Linked DNA regions of Homo sapiens: region 2 is linked to region 1. Evidence: chromatin loops called from intact Hi-C (ENCODE). Cell type or tissue: GM12878. All regions are shown on one strand. Links, peaks and the distances in the headings refer to the core of each region. The heading gives the core; the rest is flanking DNA.

Evidence for each region. A loop is a pair of places that touch in the nucleus more often than their neighbours do. Peaks named below come from ENCODE experiments on the same cell type or tissue, not always from the same donor. Only the 100,000 strongest peaks of a DNase experiment are listed, where the experiment ranks them.
Region 2: a loop joins it to region 1, with 2.8 times the contacts of the local background. A loop is called at or near these places in 1 of 110 quality-filtered maps.

Annotation. Positions count from the first base shown.
Region 1 is chr13:47,032,012-47,041,013 of GRCh38, reverse strand. No RefSeq gene overlaps it. Among named protein-coding and RNA genes, the nearest start is that of HTR2A, 140 kb to the right of the region's middle. RefSeq lists an enhancer at 4,162-4,261. In GM12878, for the core only: no CTCF peak of the experiment used is centred there; a DNase peak (open chromatin) is centred at 4,213; H3K27ac peaks cover 1,088 bases.
Region 2 is chr13:47,091,249-47,100,250 of GRCh38, reverse strand. No RefSeq gene overlaps it. Among named protein-coding and RNA genes, the nearest start is that of HTR2A, 200 kb to the right of the region's middle. In GM12878, for the core only: no CTCF peak of the experiment used is centred there; a DNase peak (open chromatin) is centred at 5,280.

The DNA of each region.
Region 1 (9,002 bases), core at 435-8,434:
AGACATTTTGAGTTTGGTGGTGCATTTAGGTGCAAATGTCTAGCAGATAGTTAGAAATGTGAGATTGAGCTTGGAAGGTAAGATGGTGCTATAAATACAAATCTAAGAGCCATCTGCCTAGATGTGTGAGTTAAAATTATGGGAGTGGATGAAATGACTAAGAGAGAGAACCTAGGAAGAAAAGAAGGAAGAAAAGTGGTGGCTATAGCAGAAACTGGGAAAGACAGAGTGGTTAGAGAGGTTTTTGGAGTCAGGTTCTGGAAGGAAAAAGACAGGATTGCATTGAGCATACAAGTAGAACAGTGAGTTTTAGAAACCTAATGAGATATCACTTCCTTGATTAATTACCAATTGCATTCCATGCACAAACATTTCCAAGCTTCCAAAAAGCAACATAGCTGTGATCATCATCAACTTACTACGGAATCACCTAAACAGAAACTTTATGATAATAGTTATTTTTTTCCCCTTTCGTCAGTATGTGCTAGAGGAATTAACATTGAAATTCTGAAACGATTTATTTCATACACTTGACTAGAGCTGAACTGGGAATTGACATTCTTGCAAAGTAATAGTAAATTTTGATCTCAAATAGAGTACATTTTATTTCTGCCTTCAGCAGGAATTTACTATTTGTTAAGGTTTATATTTTTTTAGCCATGATTTTGTTTTGTTTTAATTTCATATCTTCAGTAACTTAATTTGGGCTTGACAGAAACTTTCTTCTGAGGCGAGTGACATAGTAATAGCCAGAATATTAATTGGCATGTTAAGGCAGGGGTGAAAAACTATCTGAGGGTAATTTAAATTGAAAGTACAGGAAGATGGTACTTAAGAATCCAGAAGCACAAGAACAAAATGAATTTTCTTTTCACTCTCAGCAATTGTTTAAATAAACCGTGTGGAAGAATTTCGGGGTGCATAATTTCTGACTATGCAGATAGGCTCCAAGAAATATGTTAGAAGCTTGTATTGGATGTCTGCTTTACCTAAAAGATGGCAGATATTTCACAAAGGTCTTTGTTAAATGTGAATCCATTGAAAAGACATTAATAAGATTTGCTTGGAACTATATACTGAAAAAAAGGAACTCAAATTATAGAAATTCCTTTATTATCTCATATTTAACCCACTTATTTTATTGTAACTGTAACTGTGCACTAATTCTTAGAACTAAATCAAGTATCTGAGCGTGATTTTTTTCAAACAAAAGTACTAATTAATTTATACTTGACTCTTGCAAGTTGATAATAAAGAGACATGCTTCATGAAAAAAATTGAGAGCTCCTTCAGTTTTCTCAAGGGTCTTTTAATCCTTTTGTATTCAAATGATTATTTTAATCCATTGCTTCATTTCTCTTCAATTATCAAATAGCCTAAGTCTACTATATTTTCAACTATCAGTGACTTTTCATTTGACTAACCACTTTTATTAATTTCATAAACTCTAAACTCCTTCCACTAAGATAGGAGATTTCATTTTGCAATTGATTTCTACTCTATCTGCATTTGAATTTCCAGATGCTTACAGTACCTGACATTCCACAAGGCTCTTCTACACAGATATTTTTACAATGGATGGGGGTGGTTGCTTGTGTTGTATTCAGGAAGATGCAAGAAACAGGACTCATAAGATTTCAGTTCAACAGAGGAAGGTTTTCACGTAATGACAACTTTTGCTATCTCTGCAACTGTGTAATGATAGGAGCTTGAATCATTAATACTGGATTCCACAAACCCTCAAGGCTGTTTTATTCAGGTTGAATCATCTCTGCCTCTTACCACAGAGAACTGGCATGAAAGCACAGAATAAACATCCAGAATGCACTTCAAGGCGAATATTAAAGAAGGGACTATTTTTGTGTATTTTCATGTTCAAAATAAACATGTCAGTTGAAAGTAAATTGTCACTTTTTAAATTGGGAGTAATACAGAAGTAATGTTTATTAAGTGATTCCTACGGCCCAATAATGTTTTATTTGCCTTAATTCTACTTTCTTTAATTCTCACATAATCCTATAAGACAGATACGTTATCATCTCCATTTAACACATGATAAAAGTGAGGCCTTGAATGGCTAGGAAACTTGTTTGAGGTCACAAAGTTAGTTTTAAAAAAAAATGGGAGATACACAAACTGACCTGGTTTATGTAAGAAAGGTGATAGAGTTTAGATGCAATGGCATATACAAAATCCTAGATCCTTTTTAGTATGGTCTAATTATTAGGCTACTTAAACACTGACTCGCAAATAGGGATAGTTTACTATTGGTGTTTACAGATGAAAATACCAATGGAAGTGATCTTAACCCTAGCAAGCCTAAGATGACCACTTTAAACACACACAGAGATTAGTGTATAAGAGAATGACAGATTTCTAAGAGTATGCAAAAAACATTACCCACCAGTGCAGAAACCCCCTGATTAATAAACCTTCTAACACATTTTTATGCACCACATAAGCTATGGATTTATGTTTCAAACTCAGACTAGTTTTTATTCTACAGACTAGCCACCAAGGAAGGGAAGAAATTCTGAATAATCTTTTGAAACTGGAGGTTAAACAGAGATTCCTTGGAACCATATGTTATCTAGGAGGCTATAACTAATGACTCATTTGTACTGCCTCATTTAACCAGAAAGCAATGCATTTGCCATTGTGATTTTCTTAGCCGCTTGAATGGACTATCACCAGCTAGTAGCCTGCATGACCATTGATTACTATAAATAGTGATAATACAAGCAAATAAAGCCAAAATCAGTAGCAGTAGGAACTACATCTTCATTTGTAATCATGATCACTAATAAGCTTTATGAGAAAATGATAGTAGAATATGTAGAAATATATAAACTGAGTTTAAACAGATATTTTGAGCACCAGCAACAATTATTTAAAGGCCTCTTTGTATAATAGCAATGCAAACAGTTCCTTCCCCTTAAAATCTGCTGATAAGTTGTTTTGAATAATGGGCTGAGAATCTCTGACACACTAAATTATTCTTTAAATGTTCTAAACATTTCAAAGGTTCATAATTTTTTAGTCCTCCTACGCTTATCAAGCTACTCAGTCATCAATATGAATCTAACCCTAAAGCAAACAAACAAATGAGTAAACAAAAACCTAGCAAGCCTGCCAGCCTCCCTGGATACCACTGCAGTTTTCTGGGATCTTTTCTTAAGGAGGTCTTTCAGATGCTCATTCAGTGACCATCCATGAGGTCAACAGTCAAAACAGATGGATCAATTCCAATAGAGGAAATTGTATAGGTACTCTACAAATGTCTTCTCCAATTGTCTTTTAATCTTCTATCTCAGTTTTCTTAGCTCTAAAATGGGGATAAAGATAGAACCTCCTTTACTTTGAAGAATAGATGAGTTAATACAGGTACAACACTTAAAAGAGTGTCTGACACATGGTAGACATTTGATACATTTAATCTATTTTGTTACCTAATTTTGTAACCATAAGTTGTTCTAAATCTCCAGTGATTTAGCCATATGAATACTTCAGTATGTAAAAGTCTTTTCATGAGGTCTACCTAGTTGCTCTTGAAAATATTCAAATATTCTGTAAGTAACCGCAAGTTAAGAGATAGAGGTCTGTAAGTAACACAAGAAATCTCTTTATTACTTTATGGTCACACTATAGATACAAGCATATTAGCATAAGAATACAAATGCATAACACTACATATTCACCTTTGAATGGATTCCACAGACATTATTGTTGGAATCTGTTTTGGTTTTAACAATAATGAACACCAAAAGAGATGTGAGAAGTGAGTAATCAACAAATCAACACATTAGAGGCTGTTACAGAATAAAATTAATAGTATTTTATCACATAGAAGAATGCCTGACTCTCACTAGTTTCTGAATAAATATTTTTGAGTTGAAATAATCTGAAGATAGCAGACTATAAGCCCTTTAGGGGCTCAGTAACTGTTAGGAATTAGTAACAATTGCTGATTTACCTTCCACTCATATATTTGGTATCTGCAACATCTATCAGAGTTCCTAACACAATGGCTCAAGAGAAACTTCCATTGCATGAGAGAATATATGAATAAAGAAATGAATGAATCAAGTCAATGTTTTAGACATGAACGTCTCTGCTGTGCCCTTCCTCAGTCTAGGTCTCATTCCTTCTCCCCACTTTTGTATGTCCTCTTGGTGACTGCTTCCTCCTTTCTGTCTCAGTTTTACTTTCACTGCTCTATTTGGTGTGTCATTTCTGCCCCTCTTTTAAGTCTCCCCTTAACTGATTAAATTGATGGGCTTCAGGTTTAAAAAGGAAGATTAAACACACATTTTTAACCTGATTTCCTTCTCTAAACTCCTCTAAAATAAATGTGTAGCATTTTTAAAGGCATAAATCCTCAAGGACAAACAGAACAAGAGAGGAAACAACAGCAACACAATTTGAGAAGCTAGAAATCAGATGGATAAGTGGTAAATGATTTAGCAAACCTGAAAAATCGAAAACCGAGACTGGCTGGGGAGGGAGGCCCAAAAGCTAGCCAGTGCATACCTCAAATTCCAGAAGTGTTCAGAAATTAAAGTTACCTGGTACCTCTTAAAGGAGTGTGAAGGCAGAGGTGATTGGTTAAAAATCTGTTTAAAAAGACGTTAGATACCCTGTCCAATCTCAACAAAAGTTAGAAAATGTTCTCTCTGAATAGCGTGAATTGAGGGATTCTAGGGGGCACTGGGCATAGGAGCAGGGCTGCCAAACTGAACATTGCTAGATTAAGTGAAAAATCTACTCATGGAATGATGATACTCTCATCCCCTTTCCCAACTCAGATCCCAGAACAGAGTCAGCCAGACTTGTACCTACCAGACAGGTCACTGAAAATCTTCCACAAGGAAATACAATCAACCAAAGAGAAAACAAAAAAGAAAATGGTCGAATCTATCAGGGAAAAGAAATGGTAAGAAACATAGACATTGCAGAGAAAAGAAAACAAATCAAAAATCCATATTTTTCAGACAGATGAAAGAAGATAAAACAACCATGAAAAAAAGGATATTACAAATATGGAACATTCTGGGACAAAAGAGAGATTTTGGAATTTAAAAATGCAATAGCAGAAAGGCAAAAAAAAGCCTTACAGAGAAGGTAGAAAGTAAAGTTGCAGAAATTATTCAGAAAGTAGCTGAAAAGGAGAGCTTGGAAATACAACAAAAGAGAAGCAGTAAGAAAATTAGGGAATTAGCCAAGGGACAAACATGTAAATAATAGGAATTCCAAAAACAGAAAACAAAGAAAATTAATAAACATATAAATCAAATAAATGATTCAGGAAAAAATTCCAGAACTGAAATATAAAAATTTTCAGATTGAAAAGCCTACTGAGTGCCCAGCACAAGAGACAAGAGAAAACCCAGAGAAGGACCTTCCCAGTGAAATTCCAGAGTAAAGGGAGAAAGAAGATTCCCCAGAGTTCATTCTTTAAAAGTAGGTCCTAGCCAAAGAGGAATCAGAATGACTCACTGCAATCTTGAAAGCTAGGAGACGATGGGACAATGATTTAAATATTCTCAAGAAAAAGTAATCCCAATCTAATTTTCCCTACAAAGGAAAATTATTAATTGTAGGGGTTGAAAAAAGCAAAGGTCTCAGACAACTTATTCCTGCATCCTCCCTCAAGAAACTACTGATGGGTGTGTTCTGCCTTAACAGGGATATAAAGAAAGAAAACAACATGAGATGCAGAAACCAGGGAAACTAATACAAAGAAGAGAGACCAAGGCTACCCCAGGATGATGGTGCAGGGACATCCCAGGACAAAAGCTGTGCAACTGCCTAGAGATGGCCTGGTCCTGATTCCAGCAGATGTAGAGAACTCCAAGGATGAAGTCAGCAAGAAAATTAAATTTATAGGAATATATAGTGTCTTTGAACACACAAAGTGGGGAATTATATTTCTAGCAGAGTCCTGGGGTGAATTTGTTGTTGGAGGCTGAAAGAGTGAGGGTTGCGATCAACTCAGTATACCACTGGAGGCTATGTAAGTAGCAAACTGTTTGTCATAAATGCAGAATGTTGGCAAACTGACAAACTGCGTATGCCACCCAGAAGGACTGCTGAGGGCAGTCAAGACCCAGGCACAAGTGTTTCTTATGATTAGGCATAATTGAAGCCTGTTAGTAACAATATGAACCTTTGATCAATTAAGCAGTGAACCAATCGTTACCTCCTCCCCCTGCTCTTGTTACCCAATAAATACGAAGGGCTGCCTTTGCTCACTAGAAGCAGGTAGCTCTCTTCTTCTCCCCATGTTGCCTTTCCTTAAAATAGTTTCTTTTGTCTTAAGTTTTCATTTCTACATTCATCCCTTCCTTCAGTGGTAATGACAGTCTCAAGTGGTAACAGTAGAAACTGCTATAATGATGGTCTCAAGCAGTAACAGAAGTAACTGCTGTAGTCACCATTTCAAGCAGTAACCATGGCAGTCAGCCACAATTTGTATTAGATAATAAACTAAAATGTAATTATTAAAATCAAGGAAAATATACAAGAAAGGAAATGCAATAATAGTATACTACAGGTCTTAGTTGTGAAGAAATGTCAGAGTCACGATAATATAAAATCTGAGTAAGATAAAACTAAAAGTTATCGCTGGTAGAATTAGGGAAGAATATATGTGTGGATTGGAGGAGCAAGTAAGAGGATTCTCTCTTTATCCAGCACATAGGATATTTAAATAGGAAAAAAAATCAATGTAAAAACATCAGTTATTTTACAACATGGCTATAAACACCCAAAAAAGTAGCTAAACTAGTTGAAAGTGGTTATCTTTAGGAAAAAGGAACAGATAAATAGGAAAAACACACTTCTGTGTTTTTCACTATTGACCTTTCAGAACCATCTGACTTTAAAATTACGGATATGTGCCACTTTGATAAAAATAAAAATTAAAGAAATTAAGGGAATTTATAATATTTCATTTATAACATTTTTGGCTTATTATTCATGTTTTAAAACTCACGTGGTTTGAAACAGTTGCATTTTTTTTTGGCACCTGAAAGATCACATTTTAAAAATTTAGGTGTGATCTTCAATTTATTTTCTTCCATGCAAGTTATGGGTTTGGAATAAGAATGGTGTGAGCCATTCCTATATCAGAGAGGAAATTCTCCATGATTCCCATCCGCACCCACTCTGTCCTTTGTACCCCTTCTGTTACGACCAATAGCCTAATCACAGCAACTCTAATTCTTCATAATACTTTCTAGAAAGAATATAGACTGCTAGTAGACTACGCATTGCTTGAAGACAAGGAATGTGTATTATTCACCTTGGTAACTCCAGTGCCTAGCCCAGAGCCCAGGAAGAAATAGAAGGTACTCAAAAAAAGCTCATTAGCTTAAGGAGAGGAAAGAGAAATGAGAAATGGGAAGAGAGGAGATTTTAAGAGAAAAAGAGAGGCTGGCTGCAAGTGATTGTCTGGACACTAGATATGAGTCATAGGGGAAAAGAATGTCTGAAGTTTTCAAAAATTTAGCAGTTCGGTATAGAAAGAGAAACTAGTAAAAAAGAATGAGAGAGAAGCCAGTAAACTGGAAGGAAAATAGAAAAATGTTGAGTCACAAAAGGACAGGTAGTTAGAAAGTGCTTTGAAAAGCAGGTCATGGCCCACAATGTCAATGCTGCTGAGACACCAGGTTGGATGAGGACATAGAATTACCCACAGGGTTTGGCATGCTGAGATAACGGGTGTCCTTCACAATAGCCAGTTTCAGGGAGAGCTGGAAGGAAATGCCTCATTGGGCTGATCTGTGGAAGAAGACAAGCAGAAAAAGAAGAGTCAACTCTGCAGAGGAGTTTGAGGTGAAAGAAAGCAGTTGCAGGAGGAAGATGTGTAGTCAAAATATTAATACAAATATTACTGAGGCAAATATTACTGAGGAAGGATCAAATAGAGAGATAGAAACTGGTGATGGAAGAGGAAGCAGATACCACTGCAATAATAAATCCATGAAGAAGAAGGGAGGAGTTGCGGAGAGGCTGGTCTGAACAGCAAGAATAAACCCCCATTGTAAAGAGAAGAAAGTACACCCTGTGAGAACAGAAAAAGGTGGGCTGGCAAAACTGGTGCTGGAAAAGTGAAGGAGTGCTTACCTAATTGCCTCTATTTTCTGTTAAATGTGCTGTATTTGCAGAGTGAAAGGGAAGATTTTTTGTTTTAAAATTGAGTTGTATAGACAAGGATACAATTCCAGATTATTTTTTAGAATAAGATATATCTGTCAGAGAAAAAAAAATCTAACTATAATGCCAAGCTCTGGAACATGCCTCTAGGAAATGTTAAAAGCTGCTCTAAATCAGCAAAAGAGGAAACATATAATTTAACTTTAGAGCAGAACTACTACCCAAGCAAAAATTTTAATATTTTGATCTCAAGACAATAGCCTCAAATACAAAAATTCAAGATGTGCCGCAGAACATTTAATAATGATCATTTTCAAAGTGTCAAAATAGGACAAACCATGTGTATTATATATTTACATACCTTATTTTCTTTAATTCTCATAAAAACTCTATGACATATTATTTTCCTTTTCAAAATGAGAAAACCAATGCTATAAAGGTTAACTCAAGTCCCACACCTACGAGGATAGCTGGAAATAAAAACCCTGTCTGATTCCTAAGTCCATTTCTTTCTATGACTCTATACTCTGAGGCTTGTATGGCTTCATGAAAAGCCATAATTTTTTAAATACCCATTTTAGCTAATACTCCAAATGTTAAAAGTTTCATCCATTTTAAGCTCCATTTTCAGCTTATTCAGAATTAATTATGCATAAGCCTATAGTGATACATGCCAAATTTATTCCCTTTTTAAAAATACACACTTTAATAAACACTGCTTAGGTACACACACCAAGGGCAGTGAGAGATGCGGGGAATAGAGAATAGAAGAATCTAGTTGGAAATATTCTAAGAGCAACAGACTTCATGTGGGGGCTCACATGCTTTACAATCTGTTTGCATTA
Region 2 (9,002 bases), core at 377-8,376, 59 kb before region 1:
TAAGCAGCCAAGATCCCACTTTTCAGTGCAATAAATTAATATGTCATTTAGCCTCTTAAAGCTCCCCTCTTGCCCTTCTGAAAATGGACATAAACTATTAGGTTGGTGCAAAAGTAATTTCAGTTTATATGCCTTATAAAGGTTTTGCCTTTGATCTCTACATTGAATCCATCTGCACAGCCCTGGAAAGGAAGTAAATAAAGAATTGCAGCAATTAAAGAATCTCCTGTTCTCCTCAGTTCTCACTACCCCGATAATACCCTCTTGAATTCTAAACAAAATGCATGATTTAAATACAATCAGTATAAGGTTAAATATTCCCCTCCAACAAACGGTCCATTATGCATCTTTCCAGATTCTCTTTTAATTGTGTGTGAAACTGGGTGTTCTTGACAGTTAAATGAAATCTAATTGTTACATGGCCTATATTTGGCCCTTAGAAAACAAAGGGTCATAGCTTTTTCTTTCAGATTGTTGAAGAGATGGAACAATTGTTCTGATCTCTTGAGAAGTGTATGTAAGTGGTTGAAAAAACTACACCTCTGTAAGTGTCTAACTTAATCCCTTTAGCAACTGAGAGGATCATGATCAAGAGCAGGACTTACAAAAGATTATGTCCAAATTCTTGACTACCCAAACCCTATTCCTCCAGAATATATTCTTTATGTGCCTTATTAGGAAGAAACTCAAGAATGGAAACATTTTATATTTGTGTAACACTCTTTTACAAAGCACTTTAACATGTATTGTTTCATTTTGCTTGCTTAACAGCCCTTTGACATGGACAGGGAATACTGTCTACATTTTATAAAGAGAAACTGAGGCCCAAAGAGGTTAAGTAGTGGCCTGTCCAAAATCACAGAATTAATAAGAGAAGCCTGGGACCCAAGATCATATTTCCTAAGTCCAAATTTAGTGATGTCTCTATTCTTCCTCACTAGTTCCCTGCTCATAAAATGTCAGTAGAGAGGGGGCTATCAAAACTGATCCTTTCATTCATATCCCAAATCTCAGCATCATGCAATATGCCAGGTAGCAAACCTGTGCATGTACCCCAAATCTAAAATAAAATTGAAAAAAATTAATAAATTGTTATTTTTTGAAATGGATTCTTTCACATCTTGGATTTTCACTTTTATTTTTTAAAAGTCAGACATTTCAAGATCTTGAGACCTAGTAAAGCCTTTAAGAAATTAGTAATATCATGTTTAATTACTAGAAATGAATTTCTTCTCTTATTTGCTCTGTAATCATAAGGCATAAGTAACCTAAAAGAGCTCACTTCATGAATAGCCTGCAAGGCCGATGGGTCATCAATAAGACCCTGAATAAAGCCAACTGTTAACTGAGTGCCAGTTCCATTCTATGTAGCTTGGCATTTTTCACAAATGTGATACAAGTTTCCTTTTGCTTTATTTATCTATTTCCTTATGTAACTGACCTTAAGTGATTGTATAACAGTGCAAGACTGTGATTCAGTGCACTGTTCTTTCCTACTTAGTATTATTACAAGCTATTGGAGAAATACTGCTGATGTTCTCCGAAAAGGAAGCTTTTAATATTCCATTTAAAGATATTGTTGTGTTTTTCTGGGAGAAGGAATAAAAGATAAAAATGTAACACATGAGATTTTAAAATGCTAATCGATTTTCATGGAAAATGTTCATCTCAGGAATGTTTTCTGTGGTGAGCTAGGAAAAAAATAAGTATAATTAACACATGAATCATGCACAACAAGTGTGCTATAGATAACATGTTACCAAAGATATTGGGATGGACAAGTAAAGTCATTTTCTTAAAATTCCTAACTAAAATGACGTAAGAGGAGGAAATTAAGTCATACTCTAAAGTGCCACTGTTTTGTAAATGTAAAATAATTTTTATTGGAGTTTCTCTCTAGGGACTTAACAGTTGTACATATGAAAATACTTTGAAAACTTAAAAAAACATATTTCGCTCAATGACTACAGCATGCCATTAAAGTTACTGATATAAGTAGGAGCTAAACAATGGGTATATATGAACATAAAGATGGAAAAAAAACAGACACTAGGGACTCTAAAGAGGGGAGGTTGAGAGGGAGGGGAGGTTGAGAGGGAGGTGAGGGTTGAACAATTACCTGTTGGATACAATGTTTACTATTTGGGCAATGGGTACACTGGAATCCCAAACCCCACCATTAAACAATGTATCCGTGTAAGAAGCCTGCACGTATACTTCTAATCTAAAATAAAATAAAATTTTTTAATGTTCTCGCTATGCTTCACCAGAAAAAGAATTGCAGCATCCAGAGCAGCTGTTTATAAACCAACCAAACAACACCAGGGGATTTTTAAAAACACTAACAAAGTAAGGCCACCAACATTTTTGTTTTGTTTTTGATCTTGTGATGGCCACACATCAGTGCCGCTGTGCAAGGCTGCAGTAGCCATGACTTTCTTCTTTCCCTAAAATTTATCTGATTCCCTAAGGCAGGCACCATGGAATTGTCACTACTCCAGACTTGTATCCTGAGCTCCCAGCTTTGACAAACACTCATTTTTACCTTTTAGGCTTCCTTGGTTCTTTCCTCTTGTTTAGCAATTCCAATCTGTGAGAGATTTATTTTACACAGATTTATTTACTTTATGGCGATTGATACCATCAACAACCTCAGCCCTAAATAAAGATGCTTTCCTTTTTGCTTCACCATCTCCTGTTCATCCTATCCACAGTACAGTTACCTTATCCATTACGAAGCTAGAGTATCTGAACCATAAATTTAAGGTAATGTACATATGTTAAGAATTAGCACCTAAATAGTAATAGACAAATCATTGTCTCCTAAGAGAATCCTATCAAGTTTAAAGGAAACCCTACTTTGTATGTTTGAGATATGAATTTGGAGAGTTCTACCAAATTGGAAGCTCTACTAGCAACCAATTTTCTTTCTCCGCATATAAACTTGGGTCTCTACACAGTATGGGGCCAGCTCTATTTTGGAGCCTAAGCTCTTCTTTCATCTTCTGGCAACTCATTTGTAAAGCTGTAGATAAACTGGAAAGGCTTGCAGGAAAACAAGAAGAATGATTCATAGCTTGGATGAAATGATCAGTTAGAGGAGTATATAGGAATTTGTACATATACAAGTTGTTCTAGCAAATCTAAAGTCATTTCATAGCCACATATCTTATGAGTGAATATATGAAGAAGGCATATGAACATTTTTGATTAGTTAAAAGGAAATTAACCCAAAATAGGATTTGTCTTTATAAAAAAAAAGAAAGAAAGAAAGAAAGAAAGAAAGGAAAAGGAAAAGAAATCAAGCCACAGAAGTTCTTCCCTCGGTGCCCAAATTTGATCATATTGAGACTTACATTTTCATAGATAAAAATAAAGAAACTACTGTTAAAGAATAAAAACAAAACAGAAATACAGCATAGTATACCTGCATGTCAAGGACCCAAACAAGATTCAAACATACAATTTGTGTAAGCAAATTTCCAAATAGGCACACACACAAGAATAAACTTATCAGAATGAATAGGCAAAAAAGAGAAGAAGAGCAGAAATGCCTTATCTTGAAAATAATTCACCCAAATACATTGATACAATGTCTGAGATTTCTTAAAGTAGTCCAGGGGAAGTGAGTAGTAGAGAAAGAGAGAAAAATGAGATTGGCCATGAGTTAATAATTGACTAACCTGGGTGATGTACACATATGGTTCATTATACTCTTCTCTCTACTTTTGTGTATATTGGAAAATATCTATAAAAATATTTTTAAAATACTAAATAAATATAATGTCTAAAGAGAAATAATCTGCAGAGAACAAATAAATATCTGAAGGGAACAAAACTGATCTCTATATTTAATAGCAGGACTGGTCAGCACAGAGAATAAACGAAGCTGTTAAAATGATCTTTATACTGATTAATTTCTTTAATACCATAAAGATACCTGACCCTAATCTAGATATACAGTACCTGTATACCAACAGAAAACTAAAGATTATTAACTTTGATTAGTTCACATTAAATTAGTTGCTTAGATTGGTTCTTAGTTGTATGCAGAAATGACTTGATTAATTCATCTGCTAAGTTGAAACAATTTCAATCACCTTACTTATTTCTGAAGAATGAATGACATATGTTGAGGATTAAATCCTGAGATTAGCCTTCACACTGGATACTGGTGAGCTGGGGAAGGTCCCCAAATGCTTCTGGGATCTTTACCCCCAGCTAGTGTCCAGGCTCTTGACACTATTGTGAAAAGGAATTCAAAAATGAGTTAGAAAAGAGTGGAAGTACAGAGATTTATTGCAAAGCAAAAAGTACATACTCAAGAAAGGGAGTGCAGGCATATGCAGGAGAGAGTCACTCACAGAAGGGTTTGGAGCTGCTACCTTTATGGGTTTCTTTAACCAAGGGGTAAGATATTCGTGAAGATTCCTGGGAAAAGGTAGAGATTTCTCAGAACTGTAGTGCCACCCATTTTAACACTAACTATAGGTATTCTCAGAACTGTCATGGCGCTGTTGGGTATCTGATTTAGTATGTTAATGAACATATACTGAGGTCCTAGGTGAAACCTAAGTCAAATCAAGCACCATGTTGGGTCCAGTCAGTCTTAGCCAGCTTGGTCCACACCCTGCTTTTCAGGGTATTATGAGCCTGTAGCCTCTAGTTACGTGAAACTGCCACCTGGAAGTTTTTATTCTCCTGTGACCACCCTATATTATTCCTGTCTCATTTAAAGAGGTAAAATGTTCTATCTGCTTGTGGGGGATAATTCTGCCTGAGTATTCTGGGCTTCTACTTGTCTTACGAGCAGAGGTACAGACTGACCCTGTTACAGAATATCTTTTCAAGAATTTTTACGTAGAAACAACCTTGAAAGATAGAAATAGTGTCTCCATCTGAAGCAAAGGGCAGGCATGCTGGTTTCTCATTATAAAAGTTTTGGGTTCCCTAAACTCAGGGTTCTTCTGTTCTAACACAACCAACCACATGTGTAGGTATCATCTGGCCCTATTCACAATGCCTCGTGGGGATTCGGTCTCAGGGAACCAATATAAAATATGCTGATGTTCAGCCTACTTGCTATGCCATGAGTAATAAAGTCCTTGTTTCTGACCCAGGAGTCTCATGTCTCACATCCATGAACTGCTAACAGGATAATCTATTAGTTTTCAAGTAAGATAAAATCTCAGATTCTTCACAGATCTTGCTACTGCTAACACTGAAATGGTAAATATGTGTCTGGCATGAAAGTGACCTATATTGAAACTGACTAGGGAAAGCAAAACAAAACAAAAAACCTGCAGCTGAATTGTGAAGACTCTAGTTAAAAATTAGCAATGCCTGCCAAGAAAGCCAGCAGGTGGGCTGTATCATGCATGCTATTAACACTGACATTGTGAGGTTACCTTTTTCAGTGCTAGTTAATGGGAGATGCTTAATAAATGTTTACTAAACTGAAATCCTTGTTAAAATTCTAGGTGGATTTTAATGGATTGACTACTGAGAAGTCACACATTACTTATGTCCACAATTTTGATTTTTTAAATTCTCTTTTTAAAAACCAGAAGTTCTTCAAAAATTAAATAGGAGGGGAGAAGGCATCTTACACTTTGCATGCAAGATATAAGCACTGAAACTCTTATTTGTTAACATAGGCATTATTTAAAAAAGTTAACAGACTTTCTTCACTATTGAAATAGAACTTAAAAATTAAAATTACTACCATAAGTACTGCTTAAGTCCAATCTCATGTATTATTTCAAAATTTTTGCCAAGTTCTGATATAGTTAAAATGTCCCAATTTTCTTGGTGTAAATAAACAGCCTGGTCTTCAAAATAATTCAGAGGCAACATATTGTCTAGGGTCAAAAAAAAAAAAAAAAAAAAAAAAACCACTGGTGTTCCAACACTGATGAACCCCTGAGATGTTTTTTATTATCTGTAGTAAATAATATGTGGTTCTTCTCGATGGGTTAATGAAAAGATTTTGTAAATATATAATTACATATATGTAACCTGACTTTGGACTTGTCTGCCATTGCACTCTCTGGCATATGTTTATTTTTAAGGTAAGGAAAATCTTACCACTTTGAATCCTAACTGTCAGGAAAGCATAATACCTTTGATTAGTGATATTTTAGAGAAGTCATTATATGGGTAAGCCCCAGATAGGCTTGTGAACCTGCTTTTTCTACCAAAGGGGTCTGTAAAGGTAGAATATTAACTTATTTTAGTGGATGCAGCTCTGCATAAAAGCAAAAAGGTGTTAAGGTATTAATAGTGACAATGACCACTGAAGTATGACTTTCGTCATTTTATTCTGTATTTGACATGCAGCCATAATTAATCACTTGGAAATTGTTCTAAGCACATTATTTATTGTCTTTCATGCATATACAATAAATCCTTAGGAGAAACTCAGATTAAATAATCATGACTTGAGGTATGCTCAGGATTCTTTCTTGAGCAGCTGGGTGGATTATTTTCTGTGTTGGAGAAGATTGGAGGAGGAACAGTTGGCAGGGATGGGAGGGAAGGCATTTATAAAATACCCACATAAAGATGAAACAGGAAACATTTCAAGTGAATATAAAATATCAAAGTGAAGATACACAGCATCAAGGAGATACCTTCAATGAAGATAATTTGTCAAAATACCAATGATATCTAGAGCCCTGACAATTAATAAAATTATCTCGAGATAGGAAGAGCAAGAGAATGTGGTTCTGTACCAAGTTTTATAGAAGTCCAGTTTTAAAGTCTAGTAGGAGGAGATAAGGAAAGATGACAGATAAGTGATATCCAATAAGGTCACTGGACACCTAGGAGATGGTTCAAAGATGGAAACATTAACTTTGATGAGAGCTACTGGTAGATCATACAGAATAAGAACTTTCATTTGGAAAATGAAAGTGTCCAGTGACCTTGGAAGAAACATTTGCTGTTTATGAAGATAAGCAAGAATGGAATGACTTGAAGGCTTCAAAAAAGAGATATAGGTATGGAAATAGAATGTATAGATAACATTTCTGAGAAGTTAAACAAAGAGTAATGGTAATTGAAGGGGGATATAATATCAATGATGAATGGTATGTGACTGGAATGAAGTATTAGAGAGAAAAAAGTTGAATATGCCAAAAAGAGAGAAGACTCCTGAAGAAGGAATGTCCTTAGGATAATCAAAATGAAAGGGATTCAGAGAATATGTAGTGAATTAGCTGCAGTAGCAGAGAAAGGAGAGATAGGTGAAAGGGAAAATATATGAGTTTATTTGGAAATGGCAGGATTTCCAGGCAGGATGAGGATGTACACTATTAATGGCTTGAATTTTCATTAGTGATATATGAGATAAGGTCACTAGATAAAATGGTGGGTGGTGCTAGATGGAAAGTCTTAGGAGAGAGAGAGAGAGGATGAAATTGTCATTGCAGAGGGTAGGAGCATGAGCTTCCTAGAAAAATACAGTAGATTTGCAACAGTAGAATTTCTCAGCATCTGCAGCAAAACTTTCTTCACATGCAAAGTCTTCTTAATGGAACAAAAGATTCATTTTAATGTTTTGATTATACTCAATCCTGAACCACCTGTGATATTTAAGTTGCACTATAAGCTCGTTAGTGTCAAGAAGCAACTATTATTTTTCTGTTTCTGTATGGTTAGGGCTTCCTAAACAAGAGAGTACTAGTAGCCTGGGTTGCTGAATGGCAAACAAGTCTTGGAAGATAAAGGTAAATCTTGGAAATTAAAGTACATCTCTGGAAAGACTCGCTGGCTTATTTCTCCTGGAGTCATTTAGTCATTTGTTTACATTTAAGAGGATAGTAGGCCAAGGGACCTGGCTTTTTTTATAGAGAGGGTTTGTTTACATGCCAAGGAATAAAAGTGTTAACTCTCTCTTTCTCATTCTCTTTCCCTCTCTGAATGACAGGAGTGGCAGCTGTGCAAGTACCTGCTATGTAAGCTCCAAAATTCAGATGACACCTGTCTTCACCATGCTGCCCCATGGAGGATTGGGGCCTGGGAAATTCTCACGTGATGTTCTATAAGTAAATACTTGGTCTTTTCTCTGATCTGGAAACCTCGCGTTTTCTATCAGGATAAAATAAATGCATATAAAAATAATAGTTCGAAGTTACAAGTCTTTAGATTCAAGATCCTAGAACTCCTAGAGGCCAAGCTCTGGAGAAAGGTAAAACATACATTAAACAAGATGCCTATCTTAGGGAGTCTGTGTTGCTATAACAGAATATCATAGATTGGGTGATTTAAAACACAAATATTTGTTTCTCCACAGTCCTAGAGGATTCCAAGTTCAATATCAAGGTGCTGGCAAATCCAGTGTCTGGTGAGGGCTTACTCTCTGGTTTACAGATGACCAACTGTTTGTTGTAACCTCACATGGCAGACAGTAGAGAGCTCTGGTCTCTTCCTCCACTTATAGTGACACTAATACCATTTAGGAGTGCTCCACCATCATGACCTAATTAACCTCTAAATGTCCTGCCTCCAAATACCATTAACCTTGGAGATCCAGACTTCAACATATAAATTTGGGGGGGACACAAACATTCAGTCCATAGCATGCCTTTCATAATAAGCAATTGAGTACTGAAGTCTTAGCTGTTTTTCCCCCTTCCAGACAGATGGCTCTATATAGCCATTGCAAGTGGCTTTTAAAAAAATCTTTAATTTCTGAAGTTCTGAGTAAGCTTTCTAGTAGTCCAAATTTTTAGCTTATATTTTCTAATAAGCACCAGAAATTGTAACATCATGGATCATTTTTATGTTGTTGCTAATATGATAGTACTAAAATGATATGTGTTAGGGTTGTTGTTTATTGTGGGAACATTATTATCAATATAACATAATATTGAGTGAAATTCTTCCTGTTGCCTTTAAATTGGTGCAAAGCTTTCTAAAGCTGAGAAAAAGATGTGTCCCCCACTTGGAGCTAATCAGAAGACAGAAACAGACCTATCAACATGCCCAGAAAAACATTT